Regions from separate parts of the Homo sapiens genome. Here region 2 is linked to region 1. The links are chromatin loops, found by intact Hi-C in ENCODE. Cell type or tissue: endothelial cell of umbilical vein. All regions are shown on one strand. Each heading gives the region's core, and the rest is flanking DNA. Links, peaks and the distances in the headings are about the cores only. Region 1 holds the start of CH25H (cholesterol 25-hydroxylase). Region 2 has its middle 62 kb from the start of CH25H.

The links. A loop is a pair of places that touch in the nucleus more often than their neighbours do. Peaks named below come from ENCODE experiments on the same cell type or tissue, not always from the same donor. Only the 100,000 strongest peaks of a DNase experiment are listed, where the experiment ranks them.
Region 2: a loop joins it to region 1, with 2.8 times the contacts of the local background. A loop is called at or near these places in 3 of 110 quality-filtered maps.

What each region holds. Positions count from the first base shown.
Region 1 is chr10:89,196,258-89,211,999 of GRCh38, reverse strand. It overlaps CH25H (cholesterol 25-hydroxylase), which reads left to right and starts at 4,683. Exons shown (of 1, transcript NM_003956.4): 1 at 4,683-6,371. The coding sequence starts at 4,708. The coding sequence ends at 5,526. It overlaps LOC105378418 (a long non-coding RNA gene), which reads right to left. Exons shown (of 4, transcript XR_946180.4): 4 at 7,501-7,569. RefSeq lists enhancers at 4,842-4,911, 10,173-10,342. In endothelial cell of umbilical vein, for the core only: no CTCF peak of the experiment used is centred there; a DNase peak (open chromatin) is centred at 4,429; H3K4me3 peaks cover 1,651 bases; H3K27ac peaks cover 746 bases; H3K27me3 peaks cover 1,621 bases.
Region 2 is chr10:89,137,488-89,153,229 of GRCh38, reverse strand. It overlaps the pseudogene LOC100289238. Among named protein-coding and RNA genes, the nearest start is that of CH25H, 62 kb to the left of the region's middle. In endothelial cell of umbilical vein, for the core only: no CTCF peak of the experiment used is centred there; a DNase peak (open chromatin) is centred at 8,259; H3K27ac peaks cover 792 bases.

The DNA.
Region 1 (15,742 bases), core at 809-8,808:
TGAAAGGCAACTTTGAATAGTAATTATTCTGATTTTTAAAAAGTTACCCAATCAGTATTTCATTATGTTGCGCTAGGTGCAGATTTGAACTTCAATTCCAAATTAAGCAAGCAAAACTCTTTGTCAAATTGTCTTAGCATTACTGAAAATAATACTTCACATTTTGTGTTGTGCCTTACGGGGTTTCAAAGCCTTTTCATAAAGCTTTAATATTTGCAATAATCCCTTTGACAGGTGAGGCGAGCATTTGTTTCTCTACAGGCAAGGGAATGCCTTTTTAATGGGGATGATTTTATATGCCTTAAAAGTTTCAGAGAGGTTGATGAGAGTTTCAACAGTATAAGTGAGTAGAAGCGCCCACTTAAATGCGACATGTAAGTGGATCAGAATAGAAAGTGTTTAAAACCAAATATGCACCAGTATTTGGACTAATAGGAGCATCAGGAGAGTGTCTGGAGGAAGCTAACATCCCCATGTTCTTTATCAGCATCTCCTATTGTTTTTGGCACGGCTAATTAATGTTTTCTGAGTCTTTTGTAAAGTGTCACATAAAAGCAGCTTCAATGACCCCTTCCAATACCAAACTCCTCCTGAAGAGATACTTACCTTGGAACCAACCCTGGCCCTTTTCTGCTCAGTTTGGCTGTAACTTGCTTTTTATCCCTAGCTAGCCTTGTCTTGACTTTTCTGAGACTGAATTTTTAATCTTCAGTCTTTAAAATGAAGGATTAGATTTTGATATTCGAGATCATTCCACCTCTATGAGTCTTCCCTGTTACACAACACTACACATCTCTAATAGCCAGGAACAGTTTTGATTAAACAGATGCCCAAATGGCCTTACCTAATTTGAGAAAGAAAAAGAAATTCATAAAGGTCATTTAAAAAAGGGATTATGTGATTGATGGCAGGCTTTGCTAACTACATGTTCTATTTGCTGGGGGAAGGGGAGCAGCATCCACAGTCTTTTGGTAAGTTGGTGCCACATAACTTTGAGATTGTGATGAGTGTGCACAAACTTGACTGTTGTACTCTCAGAAAAGTGATTTGACCCCTGTGATAAGCAGAAAATAAAAGATTCCTGTCCTCCAACTCCGCCAGAAAAACCATACTAAGATAAAAACCATATGCAGGAAGCCATGATCAACTGGAGAAGAGATGGCGTGGCCAAAGTTCTAATGCTACCTGTCAGAAAACACCCCCTTTTGCGGAAAACCATCAATTGGACAAGAAATGGTGTGGCCAAAGTTCTAATCAGAAAACACCCCGTTTTAGGGAAAACCATCTTTACAGGTGGGTAGATCCAAACTACATCAAGCAGTACTCCAGAAAAAAAAAAAAGATTTGTTTTTTAGCCTCAATTTAGAGCTAATGTCCTTTAAAATGAATCTTGAGTCCACAAATATCTTTTGAACACTCATTACATACAAGATGCAATGCTTGGCACTGTGAGAAGAAGTCCTAGAAGATACACCCTGTGCTCTAAAAAGACCTATTCATCTAGCAAGCTATTACATTTTTGTGCAAATAAAAACTGTTTAAAGGTGCGCATGTGCCAAATTCAAGAAATGATACCACCTTAGTCAGCACTTGATAGTGTTCAATTTTATTTTGGTCCATTAAGTGATGCTGTTTTTGGTTACCTGACATATTGTTCAGCATTCCACATGATATAGAGTGGAGAACTAACAGGACTGTAATTCATCAATTTCCCTGGGATGGTTGCATTTGTATGTTAGACAAAAACTTCTGTCCTGGTCAGCTGCAAGTGCAGAGATGGCAGAGAAGCTAGTTGCTATCCTTCAAAGTGCCACAAAGTCACGGGGGAGAGTATGGACAAAGCAGGCTGAAGCCAGCGCTCTCAAGTTTTGCTGCCCACGGCCTTCTGTAATTGGCACATGGACATTATTCTAACAGCGATAGACGGTGGATACACCAAAGCAGAAAATGAATGGGTTGGTTGGGGCTGGGGACTCAAAGGAGACAGTCTTGACAGCAAATCTAGCAGCTAAATCCAAATTAAGCAAACCTGCTAATGCCACTCACTTAAAAAAAAAATCTTTCTTGCTCTCGCAACCAGAGCACCCAAGCATGATAACTGAGACCACAAGAAAAGGACAATGTGTGCTGAAAGGAAATTTGAGGGCTAACTTCTGTTGAGGGTAAATTTGAGTGATATTTTACTTATGAGCAGAAATCCAATTTTAATGTTGAGAAAGTGAGCTCTAATGGTCCGTTTGGAGCAGTGAGAAGGACGCTCTTCTCTGAAACACTGCATCAAGGACAAGACCACGTCTAGCCGGAATGAGAAGAAAAGTTTCTGGTTTACCCTAAAAGTGAAGTGAAAACAACACTGGGGAAGGGAGGAGATGTTGTGGGGGGTGGGGGCGCATGGGCGGTAGAGGTGGAGAGCCTTGGAAGGACAGGTTGTTTAACTGGAAGCAACTAGGGGCCTACATTATACCTATTTTCTGCTATCATCTAGAAATCAAAGCAGCAGCATTAGAAAAATTCACCCTTGTTCCCTTTTTGTATTGGCTGTCAAGAAACTCAACACTGCTTCTGAACCTTTATCTCATCAACAGCAAATATGTCAGCAGAATATAATAATGTTTTCATAGTACCCTGGGTTAAATAAAAAGGCTGCTGTAGGGCTAGAGGCTACTGCTGAGGGCTCCTGGGAATGAGCATCTAAGGAATGTCAGTATTCCATCAGTGGCAGTTAGTGGACACACACCAGTTAGGAGATTCTGAATTACAAATTGGCCTATTATATGTATCTATATCTTATATATTACATATTATGAATTGGCATATTATATATATCATATGTATGCATATATACCATATATGATCTTAGTTTTAGGCCCATATATTGGTCCATATTTTTGTAGTACTTGTTCTTTCCTCATAATAGATGGCGTTATATCTTTTATTTCTCTTTACATAATCTTACTTGATTTTAATTTCAAATTTCTCAGTTATTCTTTAGGTAACGTGTGGAGTACAAATTTAAAATACCATGCATATTACTTGGTGTGTTTGCTGTGTGCTAGGACCTATGATTTTACTGCTGTAAACCCACAGCAATAATAATAATCCTACTTCTTGGCAGGGTGAGGAAGCCAGCTTTTTTGAGGATTGGATAAAATCAATTCAGATAAAACATTTAGCCAATGCGTGGCACCTAGTAGGTGGGCTTTACACGGTAGACTTATTATTTTTCCATTTAATACTCCAATTTCCCTTTGTGGGGAATCGGGGGGATAAGAAAATGCAAGCTTCAAGGAGTAAAGGGCTGGACACAACCACATAGATACAAGACACTAAGCAAGAATTAGGAGTGCTCCCTGGCTTCAAAGCTGGTGTCTAAAACGTCTATCCCCTAAGGGGCCCTTGTATCGTGTCATGTGTCAGACCCCGGGTTGAACGCGAGGATTTTTGTGCTGTTCCCAGGGTCTCTCAAGAGCTCTCCTAGTACCGACCTCCTTGTGCTCGGTGGCCCCTGGCCCGAGGACCCCAGATGGGTGGCGGAGAAACGCAGGGGATAGAGACTAGCCCCCTAGCCGGGCTCCGTGGGCCCGGAGTGGATTCAAGGACCGGTGGCAGAGGGCGACTGCAAGTTGGCCCCGCAAAGCCAACAAGGGGAAGGGTAGGGTAGTGACGACATCACCTGGTCCTTCAATAGCCTCCCGGGAGGCTTCAGGAACTCACATCTCTTTCCCTTGACGAACAACGCAGGTGGTTTGCTGAATTAAGTGTTCCCGCCCCAAATTGAGATACAACGGGCTTTTTAGCCAGATTGGCGCAGACTGGGAGTTAAATCCAGCATTTTCCCGGCAAAGCTGAGCCTGGCCGCCGCGGAGCCCTCTTTCCGCTGTGCGGTGCCTCCGGCTCCGATCGCGGGCCCGGCGCCCCGGGACGCGCCGCCGAGGGTAGCTACGCGGCCGGGCTGCGGCCTCTCCCGGAGAGCCTGCGTGCGTGGTCTCTCTAGCTTGCTGCCCGCCGGCCAGGAAAACTCTGGGGACAAGCTGGAGCTGGCGGAGGTTCCCATCCGGCCACCCTTCCCGTCTGATTTCCTGAGCTGACGGTCACCGCCGGCGTTCGGGGACCAGCGGTTCCCTGTGCAAAGGGCTCGTTTCTCGATCGCCGCTGGATAGACCGCAACCGGGTTCTCAGAAAACACCCGAGCTACAGACCGCATGTAGCTTTAAACAGTTTTTAAAATGCGATTATGCTTGCGTCTTTATGAAAGCACATGGATGCAGTTATACGTATGCATTAAAAAACACAAACAATTCTGCATTGATTGCAAAGGAGCGCTTTCTGGTGGCAATGTAAACGGTCTAGTTTGAGACCCGTGATGACACACGTGAACTGAGTTGCCAAACTCATAGAAACTCCACACGGTAGATCTGTACATTGTGTCCCGTGTTAATTGTACGTCAACTGAAAAATCAGAACTTACATGAAAAGTACGAAGTGCCACTGCATACACGCATATCTAAAAGCCGGTAAGATGCGGCTATAGATGAGCACATTTACAGCAATGAAGGGCCACTCTGCCGGGTTGCTAGCTTATTCAAGCTTCGCATCGCCGGGAAAGGGATGGAAAGGCAGCTGACATCACTCGGGGCGGGGCCGTGAGTCCTGTGAAAAGTCGATGGGACTCGAGCAGCAGCCTCAGCTGCCTTGCACAGCCTCGCAATGAGCTGCCACAACTGCTCCGACCCCCAGGTCCTTTGCAGCTCCGGGCAGCTGTTCCTGCAGCCCCTCTGGGACCACCTGAGGAGCTGGGAGGCCCTCCTACAGTCGCCCTTCTTCCCGGTCATCTTCTCCATCACCACATACGTGGGCTTTTGCCTGCCCTTCGTGGTCCTGGATATCCTGTGCTCCTGGGTGCCCGCCCTGCGGCGCTACAAGATCCACCCTGACTTCTCGCCATCCGCGCAGCAGCTGCTACCTTGCCTGGGGCAGACCCTCTACCAGCATGTGATGTTTGTGTTCCCCGTGACGCTGCTGCATTGGGCCCGCAGCCCGGCCCTCCTGCCCCACGAAGCTCCCGAGCTGCTCCTGCTGCTGCACCACATCCTGTTCTGCCTGCTACTCTTCGACATGGAGTTCTTCGTGTGGCACCTGCTGCACCACAAGGTGCCCTGGCTGTACCGCACCTTCCACAAGGTGCACCACCAGAACTCGTCCTCGTTCGCGCTGGCAACGCAGTATATGAGCGTCTGGGAACTGTTTTCTTTGGGCTTCTTCGACATGATGAACGTCACACTGCTCGGGTGCCACCCGCTCACCACCCTGACCTTCCACGTGGTCAACATCTGGCTTTCCGTGGAGGACCACTCCGGCTACAACTTCCCTTGGTCCACTCACAGACTGGTGCCCTTCGGGTGGTACGGGGGTGTGGTGCACCACGACCTGCATCACTCTCACTTTAACTGCAACTTCGCTCCGTACTTTACACACTGGGACAAAATACTGGGAACGCTGCGGACTGCATCTGTCCCAGCGCGGTGATGTGGCTGCGGTGGGTGCCCCTAAGACTCGGGACTGCTGTGCCTTTCACACTTGAATGAAGAGAAACACCTGAGCTATATATTTTTTTAAAGCAACTAACTTATTGCTTTATGTTTATCTATGAAAACCATAGATAAAATCTGATGCATTTTTGTAATCTGACAAAGTAATTTACATACTGTTTGTGTATCAATACAATTTTGTGTTCTTGGTATTCTTAGTCTAGCTCACCTCAATAGCCTTGAATCCTGCATATGAATTAGACATTCATCACTGGCATATTTAGAATATCTCTAAAAGGACTTGTTTGTAGAATAAGGAATTTTCTATGTTTCAAAGTGTTCTAAAACCTGGCTAAAAGAATGTATTTTTGTGGATGGTGTTGACTTCTGACTCTAAAAGCAATCAAACATGTTTCTGCTGGACAGTGACCAAGAATTATAGTACCTTCTTATATTTTTTTATAGAACTGTATATTTATTTTGAAAGAAATGTTATTCGTGCTTTAAAAAGGAAAAAAAACCATGAATCAAATAAGTATTGACTTCCGTTTCACTGGTATTTTGACTGATAAAAAAGGGAAGAGGGAGCGGGCATACCAAGTGTCCTTCTAAGCCTCCATCAGCCTCACCATGGAAAGAGAGGAATCTGGGTGTAGGGTGTTCTGTTGGGGGTTGTTAGAGAAAAGGAGGCAGGAGAAGGGGCTCTGTTTGTTGTGCTCTAGCAATTTCATGGAGGAAAAACACGCTAATATTCTTAATGCTTTTCAGCTGATTTCTGTATAACAGGCAAATGATAGGATTACTCTGTAAAGTTTCATAGAAAGATTAACGCTGAGCAGTCAATCATTTTATTATTTGTGGGAATGGATTAGGGGAAGAACAGAATTGGAGGCGTGCCTTGCTTTGCAAAACTGGTGAGTCAATAGTATACACTAGAGTGGCTGATAGATGTGCAAGGGGATTCTGAGGAAGCCCCTGTTTTCATGAATCCATCCATAGCTACTGCAAATGAACATCAAAGCATTGCTTCTGAAATCTGGAATTTCTGTATATTCAGTTTTCTTAATTAAAACATACATGCAGCAGGTACAGCCCTTTCTAAAAGAAAGATAAAGTGAAATTTGGCCCTGGATCCCTGATTCCTCATGTGGAAAAGGAGGAGGTGTCCCAGATGTTCTTGCAGATGACAGTAAATATTCCTATTATTAACCACACACCCATCACCCATCACTCACCCCATCTAACTCCTGCCTATTCATTTTAGTTTTGTTTTTGGAATATATATAGTGTAGAGTTAAAAATCAAGACAATTTAGACACAATATAAAGAATGGCAGCTTTGTGTGTAATTCTTGGCTCATTATATTTGAACCAAACTGTCATGTTTAAAGGTAAAGCATCCATTTAGAGACCTGGTCTCCACGGTCTGCCAAATGAGACTCCCAAGAAATATGGTTAGGCCCTCCAAATGTTTGGCAGAATGCCCCAGAATGTGGAAGCTCACAGCCAGTTTTCCCATGTTCCCTTCAACGTGTGTGTTCCTTTAGCTTCTTGACTGAAGTTACCTCCTCCTCTGTCTGTATCAGGACCAGGCTGGGATTTAAAGATGATATTGATTTATAAAAGTGAAATCCATGAAAAGAGGAAGTGAGATGTGAGGAGAAAATGCTACATTGACGGTAGTATATTATTATCATGATGCACGTGGCACCTGGAGTAAGAAGAGACGGATAAACAGGCAGGTGTGGAATCTATGGTGCAACTATGAGTTGTAAGCAGCTGTAGGCACTCCAAAGCTGCCCTGTAAATCATGGATAATAACAATTTATCACAGCGTATCCTCAGAGAATTGTAAAAATGTATCATGTTGCATCACTGCATAAGGTAATTTTAGATTTTGGGCAAATTATACACATGGAAAGTGCACAATTTGGATTTAGAAATACTTTCTTACAATCGAATGTCTTAACAGTTTTTAATGCCTTGGGAGGTAGAACCGCGGAAGTGGAAAGGATGAGCAATTTTTCAGATAGCTTGAGAACCTGTTAATAAAAATAGTAAAGAAAAAGTTCATATGCGCATGCGCTGTCACACAATTTCTCACTTGCTCCTTACAACAACACCATAGGGATGTAGAATAGTTACTATTATCATCATCACCTCTGTTATGGATAGAGGATTGGTACCCACACAGGTTAAGTACTTTTTTCCAGATTACAAAATAGGAGGAGTGGGAGCCAGTTCTACTAAACTTAGGTCTGGTGGTGTATACTGTGCTTCTCTTCTGATAACTGCCAGAGAGCTGCAAACCCTGCAACACCAACAAATGGCCTCCCTCTGTTGTTCCTCCTTTGTTACTACCCCTAAAACAGTGTTACCCTGGCCCACTACTTCACTTCCACATGGCTGCCAAAGCCTCTGCCTGGGTAGGGGAGAAAGCCAGGGGAGGTAGAGCAAGGCCAGTCTAAGCAAGCCCTGGGAGAGCAGGAGGCAGGTCAAGGACTGTTTTCTGCATCCTTCATTGCACCTGTGCTACAAACGCAACTATTGCAGCCAGATTACCTGGGTGGGAATCTGGGTTCTGGGACTTACTAGCTGAGTGGCTTTGGATAAGGTACTTAACCTCTCTGCCTTAGCTTCCTTATCTGTTGATCATAGACTGTTCCTTGCTGAGTTGTTGTGAGGGATTTTTGAGTTACTAGACGCAAAGTGCTAGATGAATCCGAAATCCTGGCTGTAGTCGTGTTTGCTGTGACTGATGCTTCCCAGTGTGAGTGCTAGGACTGCAGTTCAGAATGGTCAAAGCTTTTTGTTCACAAACATGCTTGTGCTCGCTCATATTCCGGGGAATCAAATAAAGCCAAGTTGTTGGTTCTGCTTCCATCACAAGCTACTTCTCCCACCATCCTTTCAAGGCAAAAGTTTTATAAAGAGAAAGAAGTCTATGTTTGTTTGATTCTACTTCTTTACCTCTGAGTCATTCTACTCCCATTCCTCTGGAAACTTTTGCTCTGGGTTGCCTACTAATTTCCTAATTCTCAAATCCAGTGACTTTTCCCTGCTTGGTGTTCCATTTCCTTGGCTTTCTTTTCTTCTTCTTCTTTTTTTTTTTTAGAGGAATTTTATTTACAAACCAGCTCATCTTGGAATGTGGTTCTTGCTTTGCTTTAGTGAGGTTTCTCTCAACTCCTTTCCATCCTCATTCTCCAGCTGTTCCTTCTCTCTTCAATGGCTCTTCTTTCACCACAATAGGGAGGCAAGCCTCAAGGTGCTCCTCATTTTACTAAAAAATACCTGTATTGTTTATAATTAATATCCTCCCTACCATCTCCTAATGTAGTCTATAAATGTCCTACTGCATTGCATTCTAGTAAATAAGCACAATGTGTATACGCATGTATATTCACATACACCATGTATATGTGCATATGCATGTAACATGTAGACACGCTATATATGTACACACTATACACACAAACTCTATGACTACATGCTATTATATGTACACATAGATGTATTTAAACACTATATACATATGCTGTATATATGCACACATATATAAGCACACTGTATAGTATATATGTGTACACATTATATGTACACACACTATATATGTAAACATGTACAAACCTGCTATATTTGTACTAGATGTGTATACACACACTATGCCTCCTCTTCTCTCTCTCTTCACATACATAAACATAAACACACAACTATTTTTTTCCTATCTACCATTTATTTCTGCCTGTAGTACTATGCCTAGTTCTTAATAAACATTGGTTCAGTGTTGCATGAATCCTGGAAGAACTAGAAACACACCTTAGCCATTAATCATGCATTTCTCAAACATTCCTTCTTGTTCTTCTCCATCTTCCATCACTAGTCAGTTCCAGATTTCTAACTCAGGCCATGATCACCACTCATAAATCTCTGTTCTAGAGGAAGTCACACTCTACTGGGAAAGAGAGTCAGGCAAGCAAATGCATTTAATCTAATGTGGCCAGTGCTGTAATGGAGGATGTTAACAGGTTGTTAAGGGAGTTCAAAAAGAGATGGGACATTTGAGCTAAATCATGAAGGATTTGTGTCTTCACTAAGCAGGGTACAGGGCATACCTGGCAGAAGAAACAGCAGTTGCAAAATTAGAGAGAGATCAAAGAACTTGACATTCCTGAAACATGGCAGGAAGCTCTGAGCACTGAATAAGCAAGGAAGAAATGTGTCCGACACTCAAGGTATTCAAGGTACATGTCTAACAAGGCAGTTACAGCCTGGAATTGGGTCCCAGCAACAAACATTTGCTGTCTTGCCTCTTCACAAGCTATTGAAACTTTTTAGAACTGTTGACTCACCTGCTTATGTCCCAGGGTTTTTGAGAGATTGTATGTAAAATTGCTTTGAAACAAATGTTAGAGCTTCTTGTTATTTGTCGATTTATAATGAATAGACGGATAAATGCATTGAAACCTGGACTTGGGCTATTGAGGGAGTGGGGAGGGTGGTCCACAGATTTCAAGCAAGGGAGTGACATTAGATCTGGTTCAAGAAGGTAACTGGCAGCAGTGAACAGTGACAGTGATTCCAGTTAGGCGACCGTGGCAAGTTCTGCCTGGATTCCAATCCTGGCTCCACTGCTTATAAACTCTGTGACCCTGAACAAGTTACATACTGTCTCTTGCTGAGTGAGTATCAAGAAGGCAGTTATGGGACACTACTTAGAAATTGCTGCTATCAATATTCTTTGCTAATCATTTGCCTAAACCCAACATAAATAGCTCCGCCGACTTGTAGCAACTTGAGTGAAGTGTTTATTTCAAATTTTGCTAAGATCCACCCTGCCACATACTTTTGTGGGTTCATAGTGTGAACATTTTTTTTTATTTCTGCGAACTCTGAAAAGCTTTGTTTAAAAAATGTTTAAAAAAGCATTCACACAACGGACTATGACTCAGCAATAAACAGAAAAAGATGATTAATACATGCAGCAATAAGGTTGTGTCCTAATTATGCTGAGTAAAAGAAGCCAGACAAAAAAGATTATTTACCATATAGTTCAATATAGTTCAATCCTATAAAACTCCAGAAAATGCAAATGAATTCATGGGGACAGAAAGTAGATCAGTAGTTTGATGAAGGGAGGGGCAGCAAACATAAATTACCAAACGGGTATGAGAAAACATTTAGTAATGAGGGATATGTTCACTATCTTGATTGTGGGGATGGTTTCACAGGTGTATACAAATACCAACAATTATCAAATCGTATACTTTAAATATGTGTAGTATATAGTACGTCAATTAGACCAAATGTTGATGGTGATGATAAATTAATCTAGGACCTCATGTTCTGAGTTTTAGCTTTGAAGTCAATTTACCATGAAAACACACACACACACACACACACACACACACACACATACACACACCAGTCTATAATCCATCCTTTGCTCATCCATTCTCCTGACCTACCAGAGAAAGCCTCTGGTAGGAAGGCATGTCTGGGAGCCTGCAAAACCCATACCCCTTTCTTTAAGAACTTCCTCAACTCCCACTATGTACACACACAAACACAGATTGGGTCCCTGTATCTATTGTTATACTATATGATCCCTACATCATGGCCACAGCTTTCTGTACCAAAGTTGGAAATCTGATCCACCTGGGAAGAATTAGGCTATTTTCCAGGAATTTAGGATATGTAAACCAGCAGATCCAGGTGACCATTTTGGGGCTGCCATTCGTACTGTGTGAATAATGATGCCAAGAAAGCCCATCTGTACATAGAATGAAAGGAGGATGAGCAGATTTTCAGGGAGTGGGAAATGAGAGACACATACCCCTAGAAGGAGTGGAAAGGGCAATGGCAGTTCTGGGAGCAGACCACTGACCTGGTTTCTGGAAGCTCTATAGGCCCAGGTTCTCGACCCTAAACCTGCTACACTTTTTGCCTTTGGGTTCCATGACTTTCTAATAGATTCCTCTTCTTGGGCTGGTTAAATACCTTTCTGGTTCTTGTATGTAAAGAGGACATTGGTTAAAACCTGAGGGTTCTGTGGTGTCCTTTTGCATTTAGGTTGTAGGAGGAAGCCCCTTAGCACAAACCTCTATAGGAGGTTTTTTGTGGTTGTCATCAGTGGACAATGAATAGCCACATCCTAATTGACAGCCAGAGGCTGTGGTGCCCCACAGGCCAGGAAGGCAAACTGACTATGTGTGGTTGTTAGGGGCCAATGTGGAGAACAAAATGAGCATTCTGACATTATTTAGTACCAGCCAACCCCATCTTGACCTCCTATTACCCAAGGTGAGCAAGTGCTGTTTTATAGCAATTCAAATACAGACTTTATTCCAAATGTTTGCTAAAGACATCTCAAGTCTCATAAAAAAGACTTTGAACCAAAGCCTAATTGGAAGCCCAAACTTTATCTCAATCCCATCCTTCCCATGGAGGGTATATCCTTATTTCCTAACAGACCTCTTATGGGTAATGGGTCCTATAGTGCCACATTGTGTTCTCCATGGGTTTGAGGTCCCGGCGGATGCTAGCAGCTTTCTAATACACACCTTGACTTCCTCTGTTGGGCTAACTTTCCATTTGTCACATCTTGACACCTCTTGGTATTTTTCCTGTCTCAGTGTTTGTTTCCAGCTGTGTCTCTTTTCTGCCTTGTTCTTTTGTTTTGTTCTTGGCTGACATTTATCAAATGCTTACTAGGTACGAGATTCTCTCAACTCATTTTACATCCAGTAACTCATTTAATTCCTAACAGCAACCCATGAATGACACAGAGACATTCAGAAACTCATCTCATATCTTTTAGCTAGTAAGTGGCAGAACCATGGTACACACCAGGCACACCCTTTTGGAACCTGCCCTTATCAGTTGTCATCACTGGACTCTGCCATCCCCTCAGGAGCTCAGTTTTTCTTTGTCACATCTTCTTCTCATGATCTCATAGAAAAATGAATCAAAGTTTGCTTAGAAGAGTTTTGTCTTTGAGAACTTGTTCCATTTTCTGCAAGGAAAAGGTGAGTTGCTACAAGCACAGATTATATTTTCATAACAAGAAGCTAGACTGTGAATCAACCCATTCAAAGGGATATGACCATAGGCAGCTTTTCCCATATAACCCACTACTAGACTTGCTCACGGGGATGGTATGAGATTGGATAGAAGGACTAGTATTCATCGATGAAAGAAAAAAGTGGACCATAAATGAAAAAAGTTTGCAAAAAAAAAATTTGTATACAGTGCAGGTATAACATACATTATTCTGGTCAGATGGGGAGGAGACCTCCTGAAGGGCAATGAAGAGGGACGAGAAAGGGACTGCAGAGGTGGGTTTCAGACCTGGTAGCTGTGCAGCCAGCCAGCTGTGCATCTAGCCAGGAGCTGTGGTCTGGTTGTCCAAGGTTGGGACTTTTTTCTGGTTTGACCCTCCTAGTGGGCTGCTCTGGTTGAGGGCTTTGACCGTGTTACCAGCACAGAGCCCAGCACATCAGGCCATTCAAAACTACTCTATGTTGCCTCCCTGGCCTAATGCTCAGCACTTCAATTCAACCAACACCTTAATGAGCACCTACAGTGTGATAATAAATAATCATGGTAACAGTGACAAGAATAATGATAATAATGGCTATTATAGAACAATTACTGACTATAGCTCATAGGTATTGTGCTAAATGCTTTGCACATATGATTCCTTTTCATCCTTAAAACAACCTTCTTTTCTTTTCTTTTTTTTTTTTTTTTTTTTTTTTTTTTTGAGATGGAGTCTTACTCCGTCAACCAGGCTGGAGTGCAGTGTCGCGATCTTGGCTCACTGCAACCTCTGCCTTCTGGGTTCAAGCAATTCTCCTGCCTAGCCTCCCAAGTAGCTGGGATTACAGACATGGACCACCATGCCCTACTAATTTCTGTATTTTTAGTAAAGATGGGGTTTCACCATGTTGGCCAGGTTGGTCTTGAACTCCTGATCTCAGGTGATCTGCCTGCCTTGGCCTCCCAAAGTGCTGGGATTACAGGCGTGAGCCACTGCGCCCGGCCAAAACAATCCTATTTTCAAAGCCAACAATCTGCTTGGTTAAGTAATACCTTTATTAACTCACCTCAAAGATCCACCCCAGATGATAAACAAATACATAAACAAATTAATTTCAGATTATGTTAATGCTATGAAAAACAGTGAACTGATTTGATATGATGGAGAGGATCTGAGAGGTGGGGAGGCTTCCTGCAGAAGGGGGATAAGGGAAGGCCTCTTTGAGAAAGTGATGTTTAAGAGGAGACCTGAATGACAAGAGGGAGCCAGCCAGGTGAAGTAGGTTGTGTGTTCATTCCTATTTCTCAGACAAGAAGGAAAGTTTAAAGTAATTGCCTAAGATCAAATAGCTCTATGGTAAAAGCCAGAGCTGGGGCCCAGGGTGGTCCTATCATTTTGCTCCAGTCTCTTCCAATGTGTTCACTCAGCATGTCATGCCCTCTTTCAGCTGCCATTGCTTCACCTGTCCAAGGGTTCTTCCTTGTTTCCGGCTATTGCCATTCAAATTCCTTTCCTGTTATCCATTTCTCTCTTACCTCTGATTTTCCAGGTTCAAGCTCATTAGCCAGTTGTTAAGGCAGGTTTTATCCTTAGATAAAGATTATCTTCTAAAGCGGTATCCGGCCTCCGTAGTAACTGTGGCCTAGGGTTGTACATGCCTTGTGCAGAGGCACTGTGTCTGTAGGATGCCCTTGGGGCTGAAGAGCTTCCATTCCATCCCAGATCCCAGCCTGCAGAATAAAGATAACTAAACTCTGACAGGTTGGGATATGGAATGGAATGGACGTATGCAAATAAATTATGTATGCAAATAATGACATTCTACCTCTTCCTTTTCTGTCTAGATGCCTTTTTTTTTTTTTTTTTTCCTTTTTCTAGCTTTCTTGCTCTGGCTAGAAGGCTATAACCTCCAGTAAAAATGGACTAGAAGTAATATAAGAGAGGATATCCTTGCCTTGTTCTTAATCTTAGAGAAAAAACACTCATTGTTTCACTGTTATGTCTGAAATTATCTCTAAATGTTTTGTACATGACCTCCATCAGATTGAAGAATTCCCTTTTATTCCTAGCTTTCTGAGAGTTTTAAATAAAAAATGGATATAATGTTAAAAATGAAATTTTCTTATTATCCTCGTAGTATCTGTAGAATGTATATTTATCTCACATACCCATACCTAACATAGATAAGTTGTGTCTTTTTTCCCTCATCACTTTAAATAGAGGTTTATCAATTTTACTGGTCTTCTGAAAGAATGTGCTTTTGCTTTCATTTGTTTTTTATATTGTTTTCTTTTTATATTTCACTTATTTCTATTTTCATCTATATTAATTCTTGTAGTCAGCTTACTTTGATTTGAATTTGCTCTTCTTTCTGTAGGTTCCTAAAACATGAACTGGGTTGATGTATGGAGAAGAACTGGAGGTGAGGGAGAGTTCCTGCCCAAAGGGTATAAGGGAAGGCCTCTTCCAGGAAGTGCTATTTAAGAGGAGAAAGTTGATGTCATTGCTTTAATATTTTCTTTTCTAATGATATAGATATTTTGACACTATAAAGTTCCCTACAAGCACTGCTTTGGCTGTAACCTAAAAATTTTGTTATGTTGTGTTTTCATTTTAATATAATTCAAAATAATTTCCGATTTCACTTTTGATTTATTTTTTTGTCCCATAACCATGTCAAGTATGTTATTTAGTTTCAAACATTTGGAGAGCTTCCAAATATCTCTCTGTTACTGATTTCTAATTTAATTCCATTTTGTTCAGAGACCATAGTTTGTATGTTTTTTAAAAAAATTGAGATAAAATTTACATAACATAAAATTCACCATTTAAATTACTTTAAAGTGCCCAACTCAGTAGATGTCAGTATATTCACAAAGTTGTCTGTCACCACTATCAAATTCCAGAGGATTTTCATCACTCCCACCCAAAAATCCATACTCCTTACCAGTTACTCCTCATTCACTGCTCCTGCTAGTTTCTAGTAGGGAACATTAATCTTTCTATCTCTATGGCTTTATTTATTCTGCCATTTTATTAAAAATAGTATAATTTAAATATTATAGCTATTTTGATGGGACAATAGTATCTCACTGTGATTTTGATTTGCATTTTCTAATGACTAATGATGTTGAGCATCTATTTATGTTTTTTTTTTTTTGAGACGGAGTCTG
Region 2 (15,742 bases), core at 4,554-12,553, 63 kb after region 1:
TCCCAAAATCCACAGATGCATAAAGCAGTATCATGTTCTGAGCCGGTACCATTTCCAAATGAGAGTTCAAGGCAGCACACAGTGTTGTGGAGTTAGAGATGGAAAGGTGAGTATGCCTGAGGAAGACATAGTCAAGTGGCTGCAACTGTGTATGTGCATAATTACCTTTATTTTCTTTCACAAATGTATAAAGGTATTACATCTAATAACTTTTTTGTTTTATTTATTTTTTTATTTATTTTTTAGACAGGGTCTTTCTCTGTCATCTAGGCTGGAGTGCAGTGGTGCACTGCAGCCTCTGAAACTCTGCCTCCCACGTTCAAGCGATTCTCCTGGTCTCAAACTCCTGACCTCAAGTGATCCATCTGCCTAGGCCTCCCAAAGTGCTGGGATTACAGACATGAGCCACTGCACCCAGGCTTATATGTAATAAATTTTATTGATAAATGAACACACAAGTACATGCTTGTAAACCTATGTATTTATTATATTCTTTAGATTGGTATTTCCCTAACTGGATCAAGATAGGAGGGCTCTCTAAATTCTCTGCCACAGATGCAGAGGGACAAAGGAGTGGGCCAGGGCTGGATGACACAATCAGAATTTACCCCAGTGGTTTATGGGCTGGAGGTAGAGAAATGGTGATCTTGAACTTGATTTCCTTCTGAAATAGAACCCAGACTTTGGATTAGACAGTTCTGCATTCAATTCCCAACCACTCTGCTTATTTGCTGTGTGACTTTGGGAAGGTTACTTGATATCTGTAAGCCTCATTTTCCTCTTTTAGGAACCACAATAGGATTTTCCTCCTGTGGGATCATCAGGTGAATTGGATGAGACGATACATGTCAGGCGCCAATCCCAGTGTCTGGGATTGACTTCAAAGTCATTTTCACTTCAAAGCTCGCCACAAAACTTAAAAGCTAAGTCCTCATGAACAAAATCAAGCTATCGATTACTTACTGAGCACTTTGTATGTACGATTATACATATACAACTACTCTGGGCTCCTGAGAGTGACCTGGGAAAGAATGGTTGTGGTGTCCAGTTGGTGACCCCCTACTGAGTAGGATGTTTGGAACTACAGCTTTGCCTCATAGAGGTTTTTCCCACATTTAAAACTCATTTATAAAAAAATGTGTGATTGATTTTCTACTCTGTCTTGCCACCATAATTATTTGCTCTGGCAGACAATTAGCATTTTTTATGTGACTCATATGACGATTTGTTTGAAACTCACCCCATGGCACTGATCTCACAGCTGCTTCATTTCTAACTCCAGCTCCCTCATCCTTTAATCTTGCAAGAAAACATCTGAGGTATATTTGGGAGTGGAGAGAAAAAACTGCATACATGATTATAGCAATATTGCCTTAAAATTCTCTTGAGTCTTCCTTATCTCAATGTGTCTCTGTCTTCAAAACTCTCCTTTTCCCTTCTCCTCATTGCTCCCTAATTTTTGTAAGCCTCCAGAACACATAATGTTTTTTTGCCTGTCTACCTGTCTTCTTTCCTTCTTTAATAATTAAATGTAAATCTCACCTTTATGTAAATAATTATCTAAGTAATACATATATACTTCACATTACAAAAATTCAGACAATTCAGATAATCAAAATGTCATCGTAAGTGTCAACCCTTAGTCCCAGTCTCCTTTCTGGAGATAACCATGGTTATTAGTTGATACAGCCTTTGATGTCTTTCCCTCTGTAATTGTTGTTAGATAACATAAAATTACTGCTTTTGTAGGTCACAAATGATCAAATATCATTGTGCATAATTACCTTTATTTTCTTTCACAAATGTATAAAGGAGTTACATGTAATAACTTTTTATTTTATAAGATTCCTCCTTCTATCTATCTACCTGCAGAGGTGTAGAGTGTTATTTTGTGCACTTAAAAAACATAAATAGAATCATATTACACATATTTTATTGCGATTTATTTTTTCCAGCACAGCAATATATCCTGGATATCGTCTAGGTCAGTACATGTGTCTCTACCCTATTCTTTATAACAGCTTGTAAAACTCTTTAGAATGGATCACTTATTTAACCTATCTACCTACCTACCTACCTATCGATTTATCATCTACCTGCTTATCTATTACTATTTTAAATCCTACAGTACTTGACTATATCTCCTTGCTTATGTGGGAATATTAAACATTTAAAAAGCAAATGCATAAAGACACAAATTAAAAATAGGTTAGGTGTCATTCCCTATAGAATTAGTACTTGACATTGTCCTAATTGTTAATAGTGGATCTTTGCTTAGAGGCACCCTATCTGGGTTTAACATGTTTTGATCTGGCTTTGGGGGCCTTCCAGCTTTGTGTGTCTCTGCTATTTGGCTGTTAGAAGCTCTCCTTGGTATAACCATCTTTCTTATAATAAACATAGAAACATAATCATAGGAGCCAGATTCTATGCTTCTTGAGTAAATGATCTGCTCCATCTTTCTGTAGGATTTAAATGACTGACCTGCATGCTTCAAACCTTTCTGTCACAAATGGCCTACCTTTTGTATTGTTCCTAACCCCAGACACTTCAGAATTTAAAAGATTTATTTTTGACTACCAAACAGAATATATTGATCAATACATTTGATTTTATAAATACTTATCATAGGTACAGAAATATATAAATCAGTCTGATTGGCATGAGTGAACAAATGTGTCGCGCTGAGTTACTATGAGTCCAGTTCAAAGTGAGGAAATGTCATTGTTGGGTCTGACTCAGATCCTTATTGTAGATTGATCTACTATTTCATTAGGCTATTCAAAAGATGGAAGAAAAGCTCTGGGTCTCCCTACTACTTGTGCTAAGTGAATAAAAGCTGAGGTTTCTCATAGCCTAGCATGTAATCTCATTCAAAGAAACACAGTCTGCTAAATGAAAGGGATTCAAGCATTTTCCATATTTATTAAAATCTCTTGTAAAACATCTATGAGGACAGAATTTATATCCCACAGCAAAATTTTCATTTCCTATTCCTTTATAAAATTATATTTTCTGTTGGTTCAACATATCCAAATCAATAAGTGTGATTCGCCACATAAACAGAATTAAAAACAAAAACCACATGATCATCTCAATAGATGCAGAAAGGGTTTTTAATAAAATTAAACATCCTTTCATGTTAATAACCCTCAACCAGTTAGGTGCTGAAGAAACATACTTCAAAGTAATGTGAGCCATCTATGACAAACCCACAGCCGACATCATATGGAAGAGGCAAAAGCTAGAACTATTCCCAGTGAGAACCAGAACAAGACAAGAATGCCCACTCTCACCACACCTATTCGACATAGTACTGAAAGTCTTAGCAGAGCAATCAGGCAAGAGAAAGAAATAAAAGGCATCTAAATAGTAAGAGAGGAAGTCAAACTATCTCTCTTTACAGATATGATTCTAAACTTAGAAAATCCCATAGTCTCTGCCAAAGGGCTCCTGGAACTGATAAATAATTTCAGTAAAGCTTCAGGATACAAAATCAAGGTGTAAAAATCAGTAGCATTTCTATACACCAATAATGTTCAAGCTGAGAGCCAAATCAGGAACATAATTCCAATTACAATAGCTACACAATGGATAAAATACCTAGGAATACAGCTAACCAAGGAGGCAAAAGATCTCTATGATGAGAACTACAAAACATTGCTGAATGAAATCAGAGATGACACAAACAAATGGACAAACGTTCCATGTTCATGGATAAGAAGAATCAATATTGTTAAAACAGCTCTACTGCCCAAAGCAATTTACAGATGTAATGTTATTGAATTTATCAACATCATTTTCCACAAAATTAGAAAAAAGCTATTCTAAAATTCATATGGAACCAAAAAAGAGCCTGAATAGGCAAAACAATTCTATGTAAAAAGAAGAAAGCCAGAGGCATCACACTACCCAACTTCAAACTACACTACAAGGCTACAGTAATCAAAGCAGCACAGTACTGGAACAAAAACAGACACATAGATCAACAAAATAGAATAGAGAACCTAACAATAAAGCTACACACAACCACCTGATCTTCAACAAAGCTGACCTTTTATAACAAACAATGGGGGAAGAACTTTCTATTCAATAAACTGTGTTGCGATAACTGGCTAGCCATATGCAGAAGAGTGAAACTGGACCCCTTCCTTTCACTATCCACAAAATTTAACTCAAGATGGATTAGAGACTTAAATGTAAGACCTAGAACTATAAAAACCCAGAAGAACACCCAGGAAATACTATTCGGGACATTAGCCTTAGCAAATAATTTATGACTAAGAAGTCCCCAAAAGCAATTGCAACAAAACCAAAAATTGACAAGTGGTATCTGAGTAAACTAAAGAGCTTCTGCACAGCAAAAGAGACTATCAACAGAGTAAAGAGACAACCTACACAATGGGAGAAAATATTTACAAAACATGCATCCAATAAAGGCCTAATGTTTAGAATCTATAGGGTATATAACAATTCAACAAGCAACAATCAAACAACCCCATTAAAAAATGGGCAAAAGACATGAACAGACACGTCTCAAAAGAAGACATACAAGCAGCCAACAAACACATGAAAAATGGTCAGCATCACTAATCATTAGAGAAATGGAAATCAAAACCACATGAGATACTATCTTACACCAGCCAGAATGGCTATTATCAAAAAGTCATAAAATAAAAGATATCCGTGAGGCTGTGGAGAAAAGGGAACTCTTATACAGTGCTGGTGGGAATGTAAATTAGTTCAGCAAAAGTGGGAAGAAGTGTAGAGATTTCTTAAAGAAATTAAAACAGAACTATCACTTGACCCAGCAATCCCATTACTGGGCATATATCCAAAGGAAAATAAACTCTTTACCAAAAAGACTCATGCATTCTTATGTTGATCATAGCACTATTCGCAATAGCAAAGACATAGAATCAACCTAGATACCCATCAACAGTGGATTGCGTAAAGAAAATGTGGTACATATATGCCATGGAATACTATACAGCCATAAAAAACAAAATCATGCTTTTTCGCAACATGGATGCAGCTGGAGACCATTATCCTAAGTGAACTAACGTAGGAACAGAAAACCAAATACCACCTGTTCTCACTTATAAGCAGGAGCTAAATACTGGATACATGTGAACACAAAGGTACTAACGATAGACACTGGGGATTAGTTGAGGCAGAGTGAGAAGGAGTGAGGGTTGAAAAACTACCTATGAAGTACTAACTATGCACACTACCTGGGTGACAGGATTATTTGTATCCCAAACCTTAGAACACGCATTTTACTCATCTAAGAAACTTGCACATGTACACCCTAAACCAAAAAATAAAAATCAGGAAAAAAAACTTATTTCTCATTTCTTTTGCTCTTAAGATCTCTCAACCCATTGCTCTCATGAAGACTTTCTCTTTGCCTCTCAAATTCAACTCAATACAAACTTCCTCCACACTCACCACTGCATGGTTCTTGATTTCCTTGTCCCTCATCTCTCTCTTACAGTGTAAGACAGCAGTGTATGGGCAGCATGGACTCATGGTTGTCAGACACTTGTGTTCATGGGAGAGAGATACAAAGGTATAGGAAATTATAATCAGAAACCAGACATTCTAACACTGAGCATAAAATCCCCACTGTTGACATTCCAACACTGAGCATAAATTTCCAAATGTTTTCTTACAACACACCCATTTCTGTTCCAAATGAGTCCCAGTCATAAGTCGGTTATGAGGCTACATCTATAAAGATGCATCAGTGTCTCCCTTTTCAGTAAATATTTCATTAAGTCCCTGCTGAGGAAGGCCTCCTGGAATGGGTGAAACTTGTGCCAGGTGAGTCAGACTTGGAGCCTGTGCTCAGACACTCTCAGTCTAGTTGTTAAATAAGACATATAAATAACCTACTATACTATAAGATGAAGTGGAGCAAGACTACCCTGAAAGTTGAAAGGAAGATGGATTTATTCGGACCATGAGAATTAGGAAAGCCTTCAGAGGAGGATTTTGTGGTAGGGTTTGAAGGACGAATAGGAACTTTTAAAGTATTTTTTTGCATATAAAGAAATACATGCTCACTACATGTTTAAAAAATATAAAAAATACAATGAATAAAATTAAAATAACTTACAGTATCTACACTAAAAGATAATCAACATTTGTGTTTGGCATATATACTTCTAGTCTTTTTAACGAACATGTATATACACACATACATGTGTATTTATATTTTTCCTTAGTAGAATTGGAATTATAGGCCGGGCACGGTGGCTCACGCCTATAATTCCAGCACTTTGGGAGGCAGAGGCAGGCGGAACACAAGGTCAGGAGTTTGAGACCATCCTGACCAACATGGTGAAACCCCATATCTACTAAAAAATAAACAAAAATTAGCCAGGTGTGGTGGCGGGAACCTGTAATCCCAGCTACTCAGGAGGCTGAGGCAGGAGAATTGCTTGAACCCGGGAGGTGGAGGTTGCAGTGAGCCAAGATCAAACCACTACACTCTAGCCTGGGCAACAGAGTGAAACTCTATCTCAAAAAAAAAAAAAAAAAAAAAAAAAAAAAAAAAAAGAAAAAGGAAAAAAGAAGAATTGGAATTATAAGGTATGCACCCTTTTTTTAACCTACATTTTTCCATTCTTATACTGTAGAAATATTTTCAGGGGACTAAACATTTTGAAATTTACAATTAAAGACCCAGTTGCTCCTATCATATGAATGTATCATAATTTATACATTTTTATATTTTTAAAATAAATTCCCCTTGGTTGGACATTTAGATTGCATACAACTTGAAAGCATTATAAACAAACATTAAACATATTTGTATTCATCTCTGAACTATCCTTAGGATAAATTCTTAGAAGTGGAACATAGGGATAAAGATTTAGATATTCACAACCATTCTGGTATCTTTTGCCAAATAGTCTTCCAGAAAAATCTATCTTCAACCATACTCCCATATGCACAGGTGAGCGTGACTATGAGAAAGACTTTGCTGGTTAGAGACTAGCACTTCAGTTTATTGAACTACACGGACAAGCATGACTTGAGCTCAACATATTTGGGGAACAATAAGGATCCCACTATGAAAGAAGCAAAGGGTACATGGTAGATGTGGCAGGAAGTGACCATGGAGAGATGGTTGCACGTCATGATAGGAAGTTTGAGATTTACTCTGTAGGCAATTGGGAACTTTCAAAGAATTCAGAGCCAGGGAAGGCCCCATCTGTGCTCAGTAAGCCCTATCTGACACCAACATGAAGATAAATTATGCAGCTGGGAAACTGGAGGCACAGAGATGAGTTAGGGAGAAATTATAATGACTCAGGTGAGAGATGTAGACATCTGAACAGGCAGTGCCATCAGGGATGGAGAGGACAAAATGGATATGAAATGCCTTAGGAAAGTAAAAAAAAAATGCAATTAGATGTACATTTTTCTGTTTGAGTGACGGCTGGGCTTGTTTGGGTGATGTTATTTTTCCAAGGTTGGGAGAGTCCATTACAGGCAAATTGTGTCCGGGAAAGGGGTTACTTGGGCCTGAGGGATGATGGAGGTGCTGCTCTGGTGGAAATAATGGACTCTTTGGAGTTAGGCCTGAGTTTGAATTCTTGTTATGCTCCTGGTTGGATCCATGACCCAGAGCCAATTCTTTACCATCTCTGAACCTGAGTTTCCTCCTCTCTGAGATGGAGCTAATTCTGCTCACCTTATAGTGTCATTATGAGAACTAGAGATAATATGTGCCAAGCGCCCCCACAGCTACATGGAAGCTGGTTCTTTGCTTTTCCCGCTAAGGGACCCAATCCATCTGCTTTATACTGCTGGAGTGAATAAGCAGCAACAAGTCCTACAAATATGAGCTGGTTTCATTGAAGTCAGAAGAAAGTTGACTTTTATAACAGCTTATAAACCTCAACCTAAGCTTTTTGTGTGTGTTATCTTTATTAATACTTACTTGCAGCAACCTTCCAAGGTAATGCTATTATTCCCACTTTATACAGGGAAAATGAAACTCGAAGAAATCCAGACAGCCCTGCTGGAAAATGGCAGAGCTAGGAGTAATACTTTTGCATAAGTTAGACTCACTTTCCACAAGTCCTATTGTTGCGGCTGCAGTGGCAGGAAAAGGAAAGGATATTTACTGCTAACTCTGTAGTCAGAGAAAAGAAGTGTGTTTCCTGATGTTTTAAATCAGACCTTATTTTTAGAGGAGCCATAGAATGTGATAAACCTCCCCTTCCTATACTGTTTCTGTGAGAATATCCAAGTACTGTTTGTTGAGGCAGAGGAAAGAAGAGGTGACAGGAAGAAATTAAAAGGAAACATTATTCATTTCCCGTTTTGCTTTGATTCAAGTTCTCTGAAACAGATTACTTGGAAACACGATGCTTCAGGTGAGATAATCTGATACTTCCTAATTATTTGATGGCGTGTTAACATGTCTTAATAGAAAATGTAGTCCTGCTGAAGAGGAGAGCACTGAGTCCAACAAAACATATCATTTACAAAAACAAAAGCTGAAGAATGAAAGCGGCCCTGGAAAAACTCTTTCAAATATAGGTAGTATTTGACATGGAGATTTGGTGTCAGACACACTAGCGTTCAATTCACAGCTTTGCCATCATCTGGCTCTGTGACCTTGGGAACGCCCATCCTGAGCCTGTGTTCCTTTAGCTGTAAAGTGGAATCCTACATTTGATTAGTGACTGTTTAGCAACAATTATATGCTACGCACTATTCTAGGCACAGGGCATATGGTAGAGAAAAAAGAAAACAAAGATCCTTTTCTAGTGGAGCTTACATTCAAGTGAGGGAGGAGGGAGACATAATAAGTAAGGCATATAAAGCTAAAACATGTAATACATTAGATAGTGATAAGTGCTAGGAAGAAAAAATAAAAAGGAAAGGAAGGTGTGTATTTTCATGTGGAGGAAGGGTAGTTAGAATTTTAGGATGCCCAGGGCCCGTCTCAATGAGAAAGTGATTTTTTTAAGTAAAGAGACTAAGGAAGTGAACGAACGAGCTATGCAGATGGCTGGAGACGATAGTAGTTGGTTATATAGACGAGCTTATTGTTTAGGGGAAAGTTCCAAGCTACAGATATAATTTAGAAGTTATTACCTCATAGATGATATTATAATTAAAGTCATTGAGATTGAATGAGGTCATCAGGGAGTGATTTGTAGACAGAAAAAAAAATTGGTCCAAATACTGAGCCCTATAGCATGTCCATATGTACAAGTATAAAAGAGAGAAAGTACCTGTAAATGAGACTGAAAAGGAATAGCAAGGGATGTAAGAGGATGGTCAGGTGAGTGTGGTGTCCTGGAATCAAAATGAAAATGTATTTTAAGGCAAAAAGTGCTGCTGATACACTAAATAAGTGAGATGAAGACTGAGAAAGGAAATCTGGATTCAGAAACATGGTGGTCACAGATGTCCTTGAGAAAAGCTGTTTTGGTGGAGTATTGGGGACAAAATCCTGCTTGGACTGGGCTCAAGAGAGAAGGGAAGGAGAGAACGAAGAGTATGTCTAGACAACTTGTTTGAGATGCTTCGATATCAAGGGAAGGAGAGAGAGAAATGTGGCTATGATGGAGACAAAGTAGCATCAGGAGAGGAGTTCTGTCTCTGTATTATTCTGATGGGGAAAACAGTCCCATATATGTTTGTATGTTAGTGGAAAATATCTAGTAGAGCAGGAAAGACAGATGAGGTTTCTGAAAAATGAAATAGTATCTGGAGAGAATTGGGATAATAATAATAACCATAAAATTGTAATTGATCTTTTAAATTAAATACCTACTGTGAGTCAGGTTTCTGTACATGGCCCTTTGCATTTATTATTATCCTCTAAAATGCCCTGCTTATCATTCCCATTTTACAGACAAGAAAATTGGGGCTTGGAATGTTAGTTATCATGCTCTAGAGCAAGGGTTCTCAAACTCCAATGTGTGTGCACATCACCTGGGGATCTTGTTAAAATGCAAAGTTTGATTCAGTAGGTCTGAGCAGGGTCCTGAGAATCTGCATTCCTAATATGATCCCAGGTGATGCTGATGCTGCTGGACCACACGAAGACTAAATGGAGTCTAGAAAAGATCATGTGGACAGTACTGAATTCCTGGCCTGTTTGACAAAAATCCCAAGTCCCTTTAACAGGTGCTGTGTATCCTCCCATGATCTTGGTTGGGTTACAAATTAGAAAAACAAAAGTGAAAGAGAAACCCAAGGAAACCCAAAGAGAAACCCAGGGAGGAAGGAAAACCACCATTTTTTTTTTCCTGCTGTCTTGTAGGAAAAGTCCTGAGGAAAGTGGCACAGGCAGATTTGGCACACCGAAGCATATGCTCATTATTGGCCCATTGGAAGGATCAAGATTCCCCCACTGGGCCATCTCAGAAAAGTGTCTGGGCCAGACGGGCTTTTTCTTCCCTTCCCTCCCCTCCCCTTCTCCTTTCTCTTCTCCTTTCCCTTCTCTCCTTCCCTTCCCTTCCCTTCCTTTCCTTTCTCTTTTCCTTTCCTTTCTCCTTTCCTTTCCTTTCTCCTTTCCTTTCCTTTCTCCTTTCCTTTCCTTTCTCCTTTCCTTTCCTTTCTCCTTTCCTTTCCTTTCCCCTTCACCTCCCCTCCCCTACCTTCCCTCCTTCCCTCCCCTACTTTCCCCTTCCCTCCCCCTCCCCCTTCCCCTCTCCTCTCCTCTCCTTTCCCTTTCTACTCTCTCTTTCTCTCCTACAGTGTCCCTTTGTTGCCTGGGCTGTAGTATAGTGGTGCAATCATAGCTCACTGCAACCCCAAAACCCCTGGGCTCAAGTGATTCTCCTGCCTCAGCCTCCTGAGTAACTGGGACTATAGGAATATGCCAGTGCAGCTGGATACTCTTTAATTTTTTTTTTTTTTTGTAGGAATGAGGTCTTGCTATGTTGCCCAGGATGGCCTCAAACTTCTGGGCTCAAACAATCCTCCCATCTTGGCCTCCCAAATTGCTGAGATTACAAGAATGAGCCACCACGCCTGGCCAGACAGGCTTTTCTAGTCATGATGAAGTGTCAGCTCATCCCAGTTCATTCCCTGCCTTGGTAGTATAATATATAAAAGTTAGTCCCACATCTAGAATTAAATGGAAAGTAGCTTTATTGTAGTCCACCTTGAAAACTTGCTCTTTGCATCAGCAAGGTGTGGTGCAAGGTGGAGCACTCAGATTTGGGAGTTAGATGTAGTCACTTTCAAATCTGATCTGGGCCCTGCTATTTATTAAATGTGTGATCTGAGCACATTTTGAACCTATAGGCTAGTGCAAAAATAATTGCAGTTTTGCCATCACTCAAGGGCAAACAACACAATTACTTTTGCACCAACCTAATATATTCTCATCTCTAAAATGGAGATTATGCTCTCTAATTTACAGATAAGCAGTACTGCTTCATGGTTAAAAGCATAGCCATTGGAAGAATTAATATAAGAGCTTAAATCTTAATACTATGATTTCCCAGTTGTGTTTTTAACTCCCATAAGCTTTAGAGTTTCTCATCTGTACAACTGGGAGATCAACCTTACTTCCTAAGATTAGTGTTCAAACAAATGAGATCTTCTATGTAGAAATCAATAAAAGTCAGCTCTTATTATTAATATTAATGCTATTTTTACAGGGCTTTTGTGAGAAGTGATTGAGACACAGATGTGAAAACACACAGTACAGCATCTTTCATGGAGGAGGCACCCTGTACATCTTTGTTTTCCTTTCCCCCTAATCTCTGGGGTTATTGGATGAAGTTTGTTAATAGAAAACAATTGTAAAAGAAGTATCTTAAGCATCCAGAATCTAGAAATAAAATTAATTTAGCCTTCAGTCTGAAGCATAACCGAAGAATAGAAGAAATTCAAAGGAACCATAAAGATTTTTTTTCTTGGGCAATAGGGAATACCAGAAGGATGAAGTAAAGCCATCTTACAGAAGTGTCTGTCAATGCACTTTATTCAAGCTACCTTGAAATACCACTATTTCAACTCTTAGGTCTCCAAATATTATATGGAAAGACATATTTAGCATTTAAAAATCTACTTTGAAGAATTAAACACCATTAAAATTCATGTAAGAGCATAATCTGATTTTATCACTAATGATAAGCAACATATCATTTTAAGATTTTTTTTTTTTTTGAGACAGAGTCTCCTTTTGTCACCAGGTTGGAGTGCAGTGACTCGATCTCAGCTCACTACAACATCCGCCTCCCAGGTTCAAGCGATTCTCCTGCCTCGGTCTCCCGAGTAGCTGGGACTACAGGTGCACACCACCACACCCAGCTAATTTTTGTATTTTTAGTAGAGACAGGGTTTCACCATGTTAGCCAGGATGGTCTTGATTTCTTGACCTCGTGATCTGCCCGCCTCGGCATCCCAAAGTGCTGGGATTACAGGCGTGAGCCACCGTGCCTGGCCTTCAGATGATCTTTTTTTTAATTTAATTTTTTATTTGTGTATTTCACTGTAGTCCTGTGACAACAAAATGACATCTGTGTACCAGAACATACATACATCAACAGTAAGGTGTAATTTTTCATTACATCACTGCTAGAATATTTAGCTTTGTGTAGAAGACACATAAGCATGTAAGATGGCCACACCAAATAATTTTCTGTTTTTTTCTTAATCTTTTTTTTTATCAGTAATACTTTATCAACCTCACTATTAACAGAATTGTAAATTATCTGGGCAATAGGGTGTGTGGAGAAGATTAACTGTGTTATACTGTAATAGTTGCTAGATAATCTCACACACTCCCCAATAAGGAACTGTCACCATAATTAAGGGCTAATTACTGTTGTTAGTTGCACAATGATAAAGTTCTTTTGAAAATATTGGTTAGCCCACTTATATGTGAAAAATGCCGTTTCCACTTATACACAAGAAAAAAATATTCAGAAAGCTACTTTTGGCCTTGCTATGTCAAAAAGTCAACTGTACAAAGATCTACATGTTAAACCTAAAATTATAATTTTAAAAGTCTATTAAAGACCAAAATGTCATGCATTTTTTACTATCAATTATGCAGAGGCTTTAAAACTGTTGCAAGACCATATAGTATATATTAGCTTTTATACTGCTAATGCACAACTAACAGCAAACTTGATTAGATTAACAGAAATCTGTCTTAATTACACCTTTCTATATCACACTAGAGACAAATGCCACAAGATCTGCAGAAACATTCCGTTCTGAGCACTCGAATGACAGGATAACTTTTTGAGTTGTAATCTTTCACATATAGAAAAACAAAAAAAAAAATCTTCAGTCTCACGTTACAAAAAAAGTACTGTACAATATTAAGAAGGGGTAAAGGATATCATCTATAACATAAACTAACAACTCGTGTCAAAAAGCAAACAAAATCTATAAATAAAAATATCAAAATACACAGAACAACTGAAGCACAAATCCTGCATTAAATACAGTAAAGATTTAATATGACAATGCACTGCTTAATGGAAGACACAAAAATAGGGTGGGGAAGCTAAGGCAACCAGAAAATAAAATCAAAATAATGGGAAAAAATTGGAACCACTGTTTTCCCCCTAGTCGGAGCATATTTTTTTTTTTTGGTGTCTTTCCATTCAAATAATACATAACACTGTACATTTTTTAATGTCATAGAAAAACTTGGTTCTTCCATGAAATCCTTTAAATTCTTGATAAATGTTTCAATGTAGACATTATTATGAATGAAAAACAGCCAACAAATGGGCACTTTTTGTTTTTTTAACACTGAAGATTTGCAGACACCTTTTAAAAGTTATCATAATCTTTTTTTGTCTTTTTTTCTCCTCAGCTTCAAATCCATCAACTCCATCACTATCCCTTCTTCATTTCCTGTTGTCATGGATGTTAAAATGTTGGCTCATTTGTGGTAATGGATCCATGCCTATAACTTTGTATATCTGGTGGAATGCAAGGAGTCTGAATGCAAACTGTGTACTGGATGTGAAGTCTTCACACTGCTGGTCAGTCATTGTTGCCAAGGTATCAAAGGGATCCTTTTCACAAAGATCCAGAAGCCCAGGACTACCTTTAAAAATAATCCCTGAAGAAATGCACTCAAAAACTCTTCTCAGTGCATCCCCAGGGCCCTGAGGGCTAGAAGCACTGCTGATTGCTTTCTCTACTAATAACTCCATAGTTGCAGAAACTTTATCAACTATTTCATCATCTTAAAGTGCCTAGCCATTATGTGCAAGGCATTGTAACCAAAATAAAATGAACATGGGCTCTGTCTTCCAAGAAATTGCAGAAATGTAGAGGTAACGAATAAGTCAAGAATGAGGTAGAAAATAGAAAATTTCTTAAGCCAAATGTAAATACACTAACAGCTCAGAGAAAAATTTTTTCAAGGAAATTCACAGAGAGGATAAACAGGTGGCTTCAGTCTTAAGGGTTAGAGAGGATACAGAAATGAATCATCAAAATCCACTCAATTTGCAAACTTGGATTTATGAATTTATGTGTACTAATTAGACTAACTCTTTGAGGCCCAGGAGTTTTTGAAGATAAAGATCATTATTTAGTAATAAAAAGTGACTTCCACTGTGGAGAGATTCCACTGAGTTAGGTACTATGCTCAGAATAATCTTCTGGAACGCTGTCCTTCTGAGATGGAGAATGAAATGAATTTCTGACATGCGCACGTAAGAGCGTATCAGTTTATCATCATCAAAACTCACCTCTGGTGACATGATAGTACTTGTCTCCAAAACAGCAAGCTGTTTCTCTCCTCTGTGCTTGTGCTCAGGCTGTTCCTTCTGCCAAGAATGTCCTTCCCCTACTTTTCTTTTTTCCTTCAACATTTATTTTAAGTTCTGGGGTACCTGTGCAGGATATACAGGTTTGTTACATGGGTAAACCTGTGCCATGGTGGTTTGCTGCACAGATCATTCCATCACCTAAGTATTAAGCCCAGCATCCATTACCTATTCTTTCCAATGGTCTCCCCCACAACCCATTCCAACAGGCCCCAGTGTGTGTTGTTCCCCTCCCTGTGTCCATGTGTTCTCATTTTTCAGCTTCCACGCATAAGTAATAATATGCGTGTTTGGTTTTCTGTTCCTGCATTAGTTTGCTGAGGACAATAACTTCCAGCTCCATCCATGTCCCTGCACAGGACATAACCTCATTCCTTTTTATGGCTGCATAGTATTCCATGGTGTATGTGTACCACATTTTCTTTATCCAGTCTGTCACTGATGGGCATTTGTGCTGATTCCATGTCTTTGATATTGTGAATAGGGCTGCAATGAACATACACATGTATGTGTCTTTATAATAAAATAATTTATATTCCTTTGGGTGTATACCCAGTAATGGGATTGCTGGGTCAAATGGTATCTCTGCCTCTAGGTCTTTGAGGAATCATCACACTGTTTTCCACAATGGTTGAACTAATTTACACTTCTACCAACAGTGTAAAAGCATTCCTTTTTCTCTGCAACCTCAGCAGTATCTGTTGTTTCTGGACTTTTCAATAATCACCATTCCGACTGGTGTGAGGTGGTATCTCATTGTGGTTTGGATTTGCATTTCTATAATGATCAGTGAGGTTGGGCTTTTTTTTCATATGTTTGTTGGCCTCATGAATGTCTTCTTTTGAGAAGTGTCTGTTCATGTCCTTTGCCTACTTTTTAATGGCCTTCCCCTACTTCTTAACCTGGGCAACTCAACTTAGTGGCTACCTGTCAACACACGTGACTTCATAGAG